2 separate regions of the Homo sapiens genome follow, and region 2 is linked to region 1. A link is a loop called in an ENCODE intact Hi-C map of the cell type or tissue named here. Cell type or tissue: PC-3. All regions are shown on one strand. Links, peaks and the distances in the headings refer to the core of each region. The heading gives the core; the rest is flanking DNA. Region 1 has its middle 47 kb from the start of NDUFV2. Region 2 has its middle 170 kb from the start of GACAT2.

Region 1 (7,533 bases), core at 898-5,897:
GGTGTATTTATCGATGCCTGCACTCCCATTGTATCTAGGAAGTAACTAACTTGCTTTTGATTTTACAGGTTCATGGGCAGAAGGGACTTGCCTTGTCTCAGATGAGATTTTGGACTGTGGACTTTTGAATTAATGCTAAAATGAGTTAAGACTTTGGGGGAGGCCGGGCGCGGTGGCTCACGCCTGTAATCCTAGCACTTTGGGAGGCCGAGACGGGCGGATCACGAGGTCAGGAGATCGAGACCATCTTGGCTAACACGGTGAAACCCCGTTTCTACTAAAAATACAAAAAATTAGCCGGGCGTGTTGGCGGGCGCCTGTAGTCCCAGCTACTTGGGAGGCTGAGGCAGGAGAATGGCATGAACCTGGGAGGCGGAGCTTGCAGTGAGCCGAGATCGCGCCACTGCACTCCAACCTGGGAGACACAGCGAGACTCCGTCTCAAAAAAAAAAAAAAAAAAAAAAAGACTTTGGGGGACTGTTGGGAAGGCATGATTGGTTTTCAGATGTGAGGACATGAGATTTGGGAGGGGCCAGGGATGGAATGATATGGTATGGCTGTGTCCCCACCCAAATATCTTGAATTGTAGCTCCCATAATTCCCACATGTTGTGGGAGGGACCCAGTGGGAGAGAATTGAATCATGAGGGCAATTCCCCCCATACTGTTCTCGTGGTAGTGAGTAAGTCTCACAATATCTGATTTTTTTTTTGAGATGGAGTTTTGCTCTCGTTAAATATGAATATTTAGACCTGCTATATAATATGTAAACCAGGCTATATGAATATTTAGACCTACTATATAAATATTAAAACCTACTTAAGTGCCTAAGTGTCAAATTTAAATATGAATTGCAAATTTCACAACTCTGGTGTCTATTGGCTCTTAAAACCACCCAAGCTACCTATTGTGGGGAAAACTATTCTATAAGATGGGTGATGAGGTTTTAAAAGTGGTTTACTAACTTCTTAACCATAAAAACAATGGGAGGAAAGACTGAGAAAATAACTCAGTACATTTGACTAAGTAACATTTTTCAATTTTTTTAATGCTAAAAGGCAAATGGCAGGCTAGGATGATTTTACAGTGGAATAGGAAGTCCAGCAAACACTTTGGAAAGTGTAAGACAGGAGGTTGACAACAAGGGGAAGCACAGCAGTAGGGGCTGGGAGAAGGAGGGACTGGAAGACCAGGAAAATTGGGATTTTGGATGGCAGTGGCAGAATATGGTGAAACATGGTGGGCTTCATATCCACAAGTTAGTAATAAAAGGGGTAGAGCGATGACCTGTGACTATGCAAACTAGGGCCCCAGTGAATGTTTTGGGTCTAAATGACCTTGAAAGTCTACCACCTTCACTAGCTTTAGCTCAGGGTTGGGAATGGAATATGGAACAATGCCATATTATCTTATACCTGAGAAGCTCATTCCCTGGCTGTAAGGGAAGGAGAATTCATTCACTCTGAAAGCCTTCACCTTTTAATGGAACTAATAACTGCCATGGCAAAATGGAGAGCTGAGGCTTCTGAAGAATACTAAATGTCCCTACAATGTCTTAATGAACAAAGAGAAATATCCACGGTAACTCACAGCCACAGGATGGAAGATCTCCTAGTACTGGGATTCCCAACAGTTCTGACATAATTCTTTGCTGCCCTCACCATTTTTAGATACATTCTTGTTTGTCCACTCCCCCTTTTTCTCTGCTGAGTTAACATCTCAACAGTAAAGGTCCCTCATATTCTCCAAACATCAGGAGAAAAAAACATCCTTTCAATGTACTTTTCCTCTTCTTTTTCAGCAGGGAAACTGGTGCTATAGCTGCCCAACAGGTTCTTCTCACTTGCTGCCCAGATAAAACCAATGTATCAAGACAAGGGAATTGCAATAGAGAAAGGGTTCAAGATACATAGGGCCAGCTAAACAGGAGAGCAGAATTTTATTATTATTCAAATCAGCCTCTCCAAACATTCAGAGGCTAGGGTTTTTTCAAGATAGTTTGGTGGGCAGGGGGCTAGGGAATGGGTGCTGCTGATGGTTGGGGATGCAATCATAGGGATGTGGAAAATGGTCCTCATGCCCTGAGTCTGCTTCTGGGTGGGGGCCACAGGACCCATTGAGTCATAAGTCCAAATGGAGTCATCTTGGTCATCAGAAAAGCTAAAGTCTGAAAAGATATCTCCAAAGGCCAATATTAGGTTCTACAATAGTAGAGGTTATTTATAGGAGTAATTGGAGAAGTTACAAATCTTGTGACCACCAGAACAATGACTGGTTATTCTTTAACTATACCTACATCTTTGCAGAACTCAGATTCTTCTCATAACCCTAACCTTGTGGCCTTTCATTAGTTTTACTAAGGCAGTTTAATTTGGGGAGGGATATTATCATCCTTGCTTTAAGGATAGATTTCTCCCAAAGTTAGCTTGGCCCACACCCAGGAATGGAGGTTACAGGCAAGATGGAGTTGGTTAAGTCAGATCTCTTTCACTGCCATAGTATTCTCACTATTATAACTTTTGCAAAGGTGGTTTCAGAGATGTGCAATGGCATAATGGTTATGAACCCAGACTCCAGAGGCAGTCTGCTTGGATTTGAATCCTAGGATTTTCATCTAGCTGTGTGACCTCAGACAAGTGACTTAACGGCTCTGTGACTCCAAGTCTCCTGCTGTAAAATAGGGATGATAGCATCTTTTCTTGGTGATGCTGCGAGGAAAAGGAGTTAATATGTGTAAAGACATTTAGAAAGGCCCTGGCACACAGTAAATGTTAGTTACTGCTATAGAAGTTGCTGAATGAATGATTTCAACAATAGTCCATGTGGAACATGTAAACCAATTAAATATTTGTTCCTAAAGGAACAGAATATTTATAGACATATAGCCTATTTATTTTCTTCTATTGAGCAGCTGACAGTAATAGTGGATGTACATGTTTGTCTTCTTAATAGGAAAGAAGTAGGCTTAGGTTGACTGAGTGCCTACTGTTTGCTAGGCACAGTATAGATATCTTTTCACCTTATTCTCAAAACAAGCCTGAGAATTAGATATTTTATCCTCGTTTTTCTTAGGCAGAAACTTGCCCAAAGTTGCACATCTCGCTCCAAATCACAGTGCCTAGCAAGGTCTAGGCAGGAATTCAAGCCCATCTGACTACAACATACAATGTGTCAACACAGATGTCCACAACTTTGCTTTGTATGTAGCCACCTGAAAGAGAATGAATTAGAATAATTATTTTTGAGGGAGTTCAGTGCCATCAGGTGCCAAATTATTTATTTGCAATGCCAAATTGTATGGTTTTCTATTTAAACAGAGCTTTGGTCTAGGTGTAACTGTAATATTCTAGATAGAATATTACTTGTCTAGTGGCCTATCTCACAAGAAAATAAATAAATAAAATAAAAATATTGCTGGAATTTGAAGGATAAATCAATATAGATGCCTCAGAAAAGATGGGGTAGGGTGAGTGGAGTAATAATTTTGGGAAATGTAATGACCAGAAAATAAACTATCACTATTGCTGCATTTTGCTTTTGTCCAATATTCTCTTGGCATGTATGGACATGAACTACCATTCAGTGAAACTGACATGTTCTCTCTCCTTTGAGAAGGATCATGGAGGTTTCTGGTGCCATCGTTTTAAATGTTCCAAATAGAAGCAAACATCTACTGTTAGAAAAGTAAACCAAGTGAAGAAAAGAAAAGAAAATGACTTGCATTCTTTTGCATAGATATGGCTATATCAAGTAATTAGGGTTGTACTAAAGAGGTTGGGAATATATTTTATTTATTTGCTTATGTGACTTTTACTCATTATTTTCATTTTGTGGTGAGTAAAGGGAAAAATGTAGTAAGAACAAAATGACCTTTCCATTTTGTCCTAAAACCAAACAGGAAGAGGGAGTACTGCCATCTTTTGGTTACACAATATAATAATTTTAAATCGTTACACTTAACAACAGCCAGATGAATGCCAATATTAGTCATCACCAAATGAACAGAAACACTGACTTACCTGGCATGAGTTAGTTCCTTAGACTATTTCTTCATAATAGCTTTCTTCTGCAAAGTAATCACAGAGACTCCAAAATCTCATTTTTCTTTCAATTGTAGACAGAAAGAGAAAGTACTGGTGGGCTAAGTAGATTATCTTAAAGAGCACTGACAGTTCTAATATTTGTATTTAATGATTCTAAAGCATTCAGAGTAAACAAAGATAAAAGAGAACTTTTAATTACTAAAGTCAATTTCACAATTGCCCCAGGGGTGAAGAACTTGAGTGCAAGGCTGAACTTCCTTAGACCAAGGAAACACTATGGCAAAGCCTGCCAGGTATCCACTACAGGGCTTCATCTACACCAAGCAAGACAAAAAGTACAGCAAAAACACAATTGGAGCATTCCTGGAATGTTCTTTCTTTTTCTTTTCTTTTTTTTTTTTTTTTTCTTGTGAGAACAGAGTCTTGCTGTGTCACCTAGACTGGAGTGCGGTGGCACAATCTCAGCTCACTGCAACCTCCCCTTCCTGGGATCAAGCAATTCTCCTGCCTCAGCCTCCTGAGTAGCTGGGTGTACAGTCACCCGCCACCACGCCCGGCTAATTTTCGTATTTTTGGTAGAGATAGGGTTTTGCCATGTTGGCCAGGCTGGTCTCGAACTCCTGACCTCAGGTCATCTGCCCGCCTCGGCCTCTCAAAGTGCTGGGATTACAGGCGTGAGCCTCTGCGCCCGGCTGATTTTTTTTTAAGGAAATATGGTACTACAATAGAAGGAAACTAAAGAAGTTTATCAGAGTGTACTATAGAGGGCCGCCTCTCAGTGAGCTGAGTTGGCTGCAGGGAGGCCATAGACACTGTTGTTACAAGACACGTTTTATTAACAGCCATCCTGAAGAAAAGACTTTGAATAGGTTGAGGGTATATATTTTAAAGAGGAAACATTAATTTGAAAAGGAGAAGAATCTGGAAAGGAAATATAATCCCCTCAAATCCTGTCTAGATCCAGAGAAGCAGCTATCCAAATGAGGTTTTTTTAAGGCTCATCAGGGTGGCAGAAAATAGAATATAAAGCCCCGAAGGGGATCTTAAGATATTTGGAATAAAAGGGAAATATGGAAGTGTCATGGCAGTTGAGTGAAAGGAAGTGAACTGAACTTGACATTTATTTGGATAATATCACTTTTCTATATGCGCAGTACTGATATGTTTTTAAAAATAAAAGCACGAAATTTTTGTTATTTGTTATTCTTATTAAGAAGATAAATAAGTAAACATTTTCATAGGGTACCAGAGAGGAGAGCGGGCGAAGGGAGGACCTGGTTTCTAGTCGTAGGTCTCCACTGACTAGCAGGCTGCCCTTATGCCACTTAGACTCCCTGAGTCTTGGTTTCCTCATCTACAAAGTAAGTTCGCTGGATGCCACCATAGCTTCTCAAGCTGAGTTCTGAGGACTCCTCCCCATCTATGAATTATTTTCAGAAGCTGATAGGTTCTCTGCTTTGAGAAGTATCAGACTCAGTCATTTCTAATGGCTTTGCTAGCTCGAAAATTCTAAGATATAAGATATATTTTTCTTCTCTAATTCCCTCAGGACCCAGAAGAGGAAGAAAAGTCAGCATACTTATTTTTTTCTTGTTTTCCTTCTCCCTGACATGCAATTATTCTATTGTTCTGAATTTCTAGAGCAGTGCTTTCCCACAGAAATACATTTAACTTAAAATTTTCCAGGCCAGGCGCAGTGGCTCATGCCTGTAACCCCAGCACTTTGGGAGGCCAGGGCAGGGGGATCACTCGAGGTCAGGAGTTCAAGACCAGCCTGGCCAACATGGCGAAACCCTGTCTCCACTAAAAATACAAAACTTAGCCAGCCGTGAGGGTGAGCATCTGTAGTCCCAGCTACTCAGGAAGCCAAGGCAGGAGAATCGCTCAAATCCAGGAGGTGGAGGTTGCAATGAACTGAGATTGTGCCACTGCACTCCTGGGCAACAGAGTGAGACTGTCCCCCCAAAAAAATAAAAAATTATAGTAGCCACAGTTTTAAAAGCAAAAAGACATGGGTGAAGCTCATTTTAATTATATATTTTATTTAGCCAAATATATCCAAAATATTCTGATTTCAACATGTAATCAATGTAAAAATTAATGAGATGGTTTATATATATTTTTTGTACTAAGTCTTAGAAATCCAAAATGTATTTTACATTTACAACACATTCCAATTCAAAGTAGCCATATTTCAGGTTCCATAGTCACATTATAGCACCAGACCCATCTGATTCATCTTTTATGTAACAAAGTTGTGGGTTGTTTTTCAGTTGCCCTGGACCCTTGGGTCACGTGACCTGGGCATGCCCAGATGAACCAAGAATCACAGGGGGAACCTAAGTGCTCAGGCTGAGGGCAGGGGACTGGATTAAGAAGTGGACACCACATGGCAGGATCCAGGATCCAATCAGATCTAGCTGTGGCGTCACCCCATGGCAGGATCCAGGATCCAATCAAATCTAGCTGTGGCGTTACCCCATGGCAGGATCCAGGATCCAATCAGATCTAGCTGTGGCGTCACCCCATGGCAGGATCCAGTGAGATCATGCCTCATTACCCTTTGCTTATAAAAACTAGATCCAGCTCCCAGTCCCGGGAGGTACTGCTTTGGGACCAGGTGTTCTTATCTGTTGCAAGTAAGAAAATCCCCTTGTTAACAATCCTCTTTGGTTCTGGTCATTGGACTGTCATTCACCAAGCTACCAAACCCACCCATTGTATGGGAAACAACACATGGCTGATGTGGGAAGTTCCTATGTCCTGTAGTGGACAGCACAGTGACAACCCTATAGTTGGAGAGCTGATACGTGGCTGTTCGGGTACCCTGAAAAATAGGCCTGTTTGGTTACCCAGTATCACAACCTAGGGATGGTCTGGAATGCATAGAAAAAGCTCAGGACCTAGAGGAAACATTTCTCTACTCAAAAACCTGCAGTGTACATGCCTCCTTCTCAGACCATCAGTCCCTCCCTTCCAGAACACATGATAATCGGTATTTCTTTCTTTCTTTTTTTTTTCCAGCCCTAATGCTGCTTCTCAGCAACAAAGCTGGAAGTGTTTTTCTCAACAGACCATTCCCCGGAGAAGAATGTAATTATATCTCTGTCTTTGGACTCAGGCAGATAATGATTACCCACAAAAATCCCTGCTGTAGAAACAATGAATTTGTACTAGTGCTCTTCGTTTTTTAAATGATGCGGAAACTTCCATTAATTCACCAACCCTATTGCAGGAGCCTGATTCAGAGACTGTCTGCAATTAATGCATTTTTTGTTGTAAGACATGAGAGCAGAAGAGGATAGAAATAATGAGAATCTAATTTGGAAGTCAGTGATGTAGACTTCAGTTTGAGATATCATGTTTGTCCTTTTATAGAAATGCTTGGAACAGTGAGTAAGAGGAGTAATAAGAAATTTTGCACATTAAAATAAGACAGGCTATTTTGTATGGGGGAAGATAAAGATTTTTAAAAATTCAGCCAATACACT
Region 2 (7,533 bases), core at 1,274-6,273, 170 kb before region 1:
GCCAAAGTTTGTTTTAAGTCTTTAACTTCTATGATCTTCCAGTAAAATGAAGGTATGGTTTTAGGAAATTACAAAAACCAGTTGGGGCAGTCCATCCTTGCTCTTTAGTGGCCCACAGAATGTTGGACCAACTATGGCATAAAAGCACTACATCCGGGGGCAAGACTCCTGGTTGACACTGGGGTCTTTATCGATATCTCCCCAGATTAAATGGTCCTAGTTTACTAATGCCCAGTCTGAAGAGAGTCAGGAGGGACAGAGGTACTTTTCTGAAGGAGAGAGCTGTCTTTGACTTGACAAGTCCCCACAGGGTATAACAAGGCAAGTATTAAATGCAATAGTTTGAGGTGAAATTGACTTGGTTATGTTAATAACTAGGTGGTCAACAATAGAGTGAGGAAAGAAGAAAGAGTAACAGAATAAATGAAAGAGAATTAAATTGTTCTTAGCTTTAATTTGGTAGGGTTTTCCCCTGGGGCTATGGCCCACAACTCTGGAGGCGGTGGCGCTTTCTTGACTCAGGTGTTATGAGTCCATCCCTTTTTTGCTGTATGAACAGCAGTGTCAGTGGTTAGCAGCACAAGATATGGTCCTTCTCAGGCTGGCTCGAGTTTTTCTTCTTTCCACTCTTTGATGAAAACATGTTCTTCAGGCTGGTGCTGGTTTACCGGAAATTCTAGGGGTGGTACCTGTGCTAAAAGACTTTTAGTTTTGAAGGAAAGGAAAGTGGAAGATACACCAAGTATATAATTTCTAAGAAATTGACCTTTTGTTTTAATTGTAGGGACATCAGCAGTGGACTTTATAGTCCTTGGTGCCTTCTTACTGAGAAATTTCCGTTAGCACCTCTTTTTATTGGTTTTTAGACCAAAGAAAGCCAAACATTTTTATATTTGACAATTTTATATTTTATATTTGACAATGCTTCCTGTATGGTTTTCATACCAGATAAGCTATATTTCACCTTTATATTAGTGTGTTATTAATGTTAAACTTAGTTTTAATAAAACTTTGTAGACATATTTATTCACTTTTTAATGTCTGACCATAAGGTAAGATTTTTATAGACTCTTTAACCTTTTATAATTTCTGTTAAAGAGCGGGTTAGTGCTTTAAGAAAAACCTGTTGAGCTTTTATTTTAATGTCCAGTTCACAGAAAAACTGGATGATACCTCTTTAACTTTAACCAATATGTTTACACACAGAATTTCCTTTACAATTAATGTTTCAAAACTTGCTAAAACCTTTAAAACAAAATATTTTTTTAAAGTTTTTAATGTAGGTAAAAATCCACATTCTTATGCCTCCTTATAATCCTTTTACCAAAGGTATATTTTACTTACCTTATTCACCTTGCACATAAACTACTTCTTCAATATTTTTACATTGAGGAGGCCTAATTACTTTTAAATTCTACAACATTTCTTGCATAAATTCCCTTTATAACTTTTTTTTTCATGATTTTCACAGACAATTCTTTGACACGCCTCAACTTTGTGACTTGTTGCAAACATCCTTTTCTTTAAACAACCAGTTAATTTATTTTAGGATAAGAATTTACCATATAACATTATTTTTACATAAATTCTCCCCCCCACCCCACACCCCCACTTTTTTCCCCCTAAAGATGATAACCATTCTTTTCCAAAGCGAACTTCCTTCCTGTCTGTGGACTAGACTGCCTAAGGCCATAAGATTTGAAGTTAGGATAATACATGTTACACTGTTAACTTTGAGCAAACTTTACTTTTGTTGAAAACCTTGTAAGTTTTGGATTTCAATTATCCTTTGCTGTTAATAAGACTTTGTTTAGTCCAAATTTAGAATTGGTATAGATGGTTCTTTCCTGGTTCTGTAAGTACTTTAAGGCTTGGCTGAGTGGAAACAGCTCAAACCTTGGAGTAGACCAATTATCAGGCAATTTTCCTAACTCTGCTTTTACAAGAGTTTCCCTATCAATTACTGAATACCTATTGTGTCTTTTTCCCTCAGTCACCCACCCGGGAGGAACCATCTGTCCTCCCGGGAACTGTCCTAAAGGGAGTTCCTCCTAGGTCTGGTCAGACCTTTGTATGGTAATTAATTAAGATTTAGATCCCCTGTTAGGAAACCTGCTGGGTTAAGGGAATTATCAGTGGCTAATGTTAAATCATCTTTTTCTAACAGAATAGTCCCATACTTCAAGATTTTTGAGTTAGTAAGCTACATTTTTGCTTTTTTTTTTTTTTTTTTTTTGACTTAGGATGGTTCTGAACTGGGGAGTTGTGCTCACAATGAGGTTTCCTCTAAAAGCTATTTTTCTACTTTCTTCTGCTAGCAAAGCAGTTGCAGCTACAGATTAAATGCATTTGGGCCATCCACAAGTTACTGGGTTAATGATTTTTGATAGGAAGGCCTCAGTGCTTTCCGGCTATGCCCTTGTTTATACTGACAACAAGGTAGTATTGGGGTGTTATAAGCTCATGGAGAAGACCTTCAATTATCAATTACAGGTTTTAAATTTACCCTGGCTTTTAAAGGAATAGGTTACACTGTTTTCTCTTTACTACTTCTCTCTTTCTCTCTTTGACTTTCTGTCTCTTTCTCTTTCTTTGACCCCCTCTTTGTCTCTCTGTCTCTTCCTCTCTCTCTCTGCCTATCTCTCTCTTTGACTCCCTCTTTGTCTTTCTGTCTCTTCCTCTCTCTCCGCCTCTCTTTCTGTCTCTCTCTTTCTTTCTGCTCTCTCTTTCTCTTTCCCCTCTCTTTCTCTCTTTCCTCTCTACTGTTCTTTCCCTGCCTCTGCCAGCTGCTTATGCTGCTGTTCTCCTCTCTCCTTCCCTTTCCCCTAGGGGAAGGACCTGCAGTAGTGGAGCTACTCTTTCTTCCCCTAAAAAGAGGACACCCAAGATGGACATTAACTCAACCCAAGTTTACAACTGAGGTCCTAAGAATTGCTCAATTTGGTCTGCCACACCGTAAGGGTCACCTAGTAGCAGTTTAAGCTCCTTTTTAAAAAAAATTCTGGACTTCTGAACTGGTTAGGGGAGTATTTACAAAGCCAATGGCCACCCCCTCCTTGTGGTACCTCTTTCAAAGCGAAGAGCACTGGGGCTGACCTCTTAGGTACCAAGGGAAATGGGAAATCCTGAATATCTTTTTTACATTGTTCTACCTCATGCTGGAGTCCTTTTAGAGAGGGGTATTTAGGTTGGGAGAGAACAGGCTGATGGGATGGTAATTCCCAAGAGTCAGGGTTATAAGGAGGAGGGATAATGTGAGTAGAGGAGGAATTTGGAATGGGATCTGAGGCAGCAGTGGCTGTCTGAGGGGAAAAATTGGGGACACTGAATGGGGGAAGATAGTCTAGGGGATCCCATGTGCTGGAATTTTTAGGCATGAGAGCTGGCTCCTCTGACTTTTCATTTTGAGGTGCCAGATTGGGTTCTTCCCTATTTGTTTTTAAGGGAAAAAGGAGGGCAGGTCCTTGCCTCCATAGCCTAGTTCTTCTTGAGACACTGGACTTCTATCATTAACATATCAGATTAGAAACTGACACATTGCATCCTCATTCGACCTAAACTTCGGCCAGAAGATTGAGGGTTTGAGGATGGGTCCCTGAGTCCAAAGAAAACAGCAATATTTTATCATTTGTTGCTTTTTCCTATGTTTAGTCCTTTCATTAGCCTTCCAGTGTTTTAGCATGAGACCTAGGGGGCTATCCAGAGTGATATCTTTGTTACCATCTTTATCCTCCTTGCTCCCTCTCTTGCTTGGTGTATTTCCCATCTTGATGGTTTTGGGGTAAGGTTCAAGGTTCAATTTCCCCTACTGGAAATTTCTCACCTTTTGGGGTGAGGCTCAGTTTCCCCACTGGAAATTTCTTGTGTTTTGGGGTGAGGCTCAATTTCCCCACTGGAAATTTCTTGTGTTTTGGGGTGAGGCTCAATTTCCTCACTGGAAATTTCTTGCCTTTTGGGATAAGGCTCAATTTCCCCACTGGAAAGTTCTTGCCTTTATTTTTTTTTCCATGTTGCTGAGAGCTTGGGTTATTCCCATACTGAGGAATCATTTCTCACCCCTGAGGCTGCCACAAGGGGGCGGGGCGCGCCTCCTCACGAGACAGAACCAGAGACCATCCCAAGAGGGGAATGCAATCATGGGCGAGCCCCCAAATTGTTATATATAAAGTTTCAATGCCACAAAAGAAATAGCACTCAAATATAAAATTTTAATTCTCAGCGAGGCAAGTTACTTCTATAGAAGGGTGCACCCTTATAGATGGAGCAATGGTGAGCACACACTTGGACAAGGGAGGGGAAGAGGTTCTTATCCCTGACGCACGTGGCACCTGCTGCTGTGTCGTTCCCCTATTGGCTAGGGTTAGACTGCACAGGCTAAAATAATTCCGATTGGCTAATTTAAAGAGGGTGAGGGGGTGGGTGTTTTGGCAGGAAAAAATGGTTAAGCAGGGTGAAGAACGAGTCAGGGCGGAGCAGGTAGCAGGTAATCTGAATAAGTTAGAGTGGAGCAGGTGATTGGAATGAGTCAGAGTGGAGTAGATAATCAGAATGAGTCAGGGTGGAGTAAGTAATCGAAAAAAGTTGCTTTACGAGGAAGTTAAGTTTAAAAGTAGAAGGCAAAGAATTAAACATACTGACATGCTGATTCTTTGAAGAGAAAATTAGAACTTATATCTAACACTAACGTAGTTTTCTATTGAAGAACAACTTTCATGGCCTTTAAATCTTAATGTATATAAAATTTTTTATTTATTTTTTATTTTTTTAGAGACAAAGGCTTGCTGTGTCATCCAGGCTGGAGTTCAGTTGCTTGATCATAGCTTACCACAGCCTTGAACTCCTGGGCTCAAGTGATCCTTGTGCTTCAGCCTCTTGAGTAGCTGGGACTACAGGCTACACACCCGGCTAATTTTCTCATTTTTTTTTTTTTGTAGAGACAGGGTCTTACTATTTCACCCAGGCTGGTCTCAAACTCCTGGCCTCAAGTGATTCTTTCACCTTGGCTTCCCAAAGGAGGTATAAAAATTAAATAAGATGGGCTGGACACAGTGGCTCACACCTGTAATCCCAGCACCTTGGGAGGCCAAGGCAGGCAGATCACTTGAGGTCAGGAGTTTGAGACCAGCCTGACCAACATGGCAAAACCCCATCTCTACTAAAAATACAAAATTAGCCAGGCATGGTGGTGCATGCCTGTAATCCCAGCTACTCAGGAGACTGAGGCAGGGAATTGCTTGAACCTGGAAGGCAGAGGTTGCAGTGAGCCGAGATCGTGCCTTTGCACTCCAGCCTGGGCGATAAGAGTGAAACTTCATCTCAAAAAATAAATAAATAAGATGGAAAGATAGGATAAGGCAGGCATTTTGACACATGAAGCCTGATGCATATCTTCTTTATTATTATTATTATCATCATCATTATACTTTAAGTTCTAGGGCATGTGTGCACAACGTGCAGGTTTGTTACATATGTATACATGTGCCATGTTTGTGTGCTTTACCTGTTAACTCGTCATTTACATTAGGTATATCTCTTAATGCTATCCCTCCCCCCTCCCCCCACTCCACGATAGGCCCTGGTGTATGACATTCCCCACCCTGCGTCCAAGTGTTCTCATTGTTCAAATCCCACCTATGAGTGAGAACATGCGGTGTTTGGTTTTCTGTCCTTGCAATAGTTTGCTCAGAATGATGGTTTCCAGCTTCATCCATGTCCCTACAAAGGACATGAACTCATCCTTTTTTATGGCTGCATAGTATTCCATGGTGTATATGTGCCACATTTTCTTAATCCAGTCTATCGTTGTTGGACATTTGGGTTGGTTCAAGTCTTTGCTACTGTGAATAGTGCCGCAATAAACATACGTGTGCATGTGTCTTTATAGCAGCATGATTTATAATCCTTTGGGTATATATCCAGTAATGGGATGGCTGGGTCAAATGGTATTTCTAATTCTAGATCCTTGAGGAATTGCCACACTGTCTTCCACAATGGTTGAACTAGTTTACAGTCCCACCAACAGTGTAAAAGTGTTCCTATTTCTCCACATCCTCTCCAGCACCTGTTGTTTCTGGACTTTTTAATGATCGCCATTTGAACTGGTATGTGATGGTATCTCACAGTGGTTTTGATTTGCATTTCTCTGATGGCCAGTGATGAGGAACATTTTTTCATGTGTCTCTTGGCTGCATAAATGTCTTCTTTTGAGAAGTGTCTGTTCATATCCTTCACCCACTTGTTGATGGGGTTGTTTGTTTTTTTCTTGTAAATTTGTTTAAATTCTTTGTAGATTCTGGATATTCGCCCTTTGTCAGATGGGTAGATTGTAAAAATTTTCTCCCATTCTGTAGGTTGCCTGTTCACTCTGAAGGTAGTTTCTTTTGCTGTGCAGAAGCTCTTTAGTTTAATTAGATCCCATTTGTCAATTTTGGCTTTTGTTGCCATTGCTTTTGGTGTTTTAGTCATGAAGTCCTTATCCATGCCTATGTCCTGAATGGTATTGCCTAGGTTTTCTTCTAGGGTTTTTATGGTTTTAGGTCTAACATTTAAGTCTTTAATCCATCTTGAATTAATTTTTGTATAAGGTGTAAGGAAGGGATCCAGTTTCAGCTTTCTACATATGGCTAGCCAGCTTTCCCAGCACCATGTATTAAATAGGGAATCCTTTCCCCATTTCTTGTTTTTGTCACGTATGTCAAAGTCCAGATGGTTGTAGATGTGTGGTATTATTTTCAAGGGCTCTATTCTGTTCCATTTGTCAATATCTCTATTTTGGTACCAGTACCATGCTGTTTTGGTACCAGTACCATGCTGTTTTGGTTACTGTAGCCTTGTAGTATAGTTTGAAATCAGGTAGCATGATGCCTCCAGCTTTGTTCTTTTGGCTTAGGACTGACTTGGTAATGTGAGCTCTTTTTTGGTTCCATATGAACTTTAAAGTAGTTTTTTCCAATTCTGTGAAGAAAGTCATTGGTAGCTTGATGGGGATGTCATTGAATCTATAAATCACCTTGGGCAGTATGGCCATTTTCACAATATTGATTCTTCCTATCTGTGAGCATGGAATGTTCTTCCATTTGTTTGTGCCCTCTTTTATTTTGTTGAGCAGTAGTTTGTTGTTCTCCTTGAAGAGGTCCTTCACATCCCTTGTAAGTTGGATTCCTAGGTATTTTATTCTCTTTGAAGCAATTGTGAATGGGACTTCACTCATGATTTGACTCTCTGTTTGTCTGTTATTGGTGTACAGGAATGCTTGTGATTTTTGCACATTGATTTTGTATCCTGAGACTTTGCTGAAGTTGCTTATCAGCTTAAGGAGATCTTGGACTGAGATGATGGGGTTTTCTAAATATACAATCATGTCATCTGCAAACAGGGACAATTTGACTTTCTCTTTTCCTAATTGAATACCCTTTCTTTCTTTCTCTTGCCTGATTGCCCTGGCCAGAACTTCCAACACTATGTCGAATAGGAGTGGTGAGAGAGGGCATCCCTGTCTTGTGCCAGTTTTCAAAGGGAGCACTTCCAGTTTTT

Evidence for each region. Peaks named below come from ENCODE experiments on the same cell type or tissue, not always from the same donor. Only the 100,000 strongest peaks of a DNase experiment are listed, where the experiment ranks them.
Region 2: a loop joins it to region 1, with 11 times the contacts of the local background. A loop is called at or near these places in 3 of 110 quality-filtered maps.

What each region holds. Positions count from the first base shown.
Region 1 is chr18:9,051,519-9,059,051 of GRCh38, forward strand. No RefSeq gene overlaps it. Among named protein-coding and RNA genes, the nearest start is that of NDUFV2, 47 kb to the right of the region's middle. RefSeq lists a silencer at 3,952-4,061. In PC-3, for the core only: a CTCF peak has its summit at 3,925 (motif pointing left); a DNase peak (open chromatin) is centred at 3,973; H3K27ac peaks cover 862 bases.
Region 2 is chr18:8,878,640-8,886,172 of GRCh38, forward strand. No RefSeq gene overlaps it. Among named protein-coding and RNA genes, the nearest start is that of GACAT2, 170 kb to the left of the region's middle. In PC-3, for the core only: a CTCF peak has its summit at 4,090 (motif pointing right); DNase peaks (open chromatin) are centred at 4,102, 4,452 and 4,802; H3K27ac peaks cover 1,796 bases.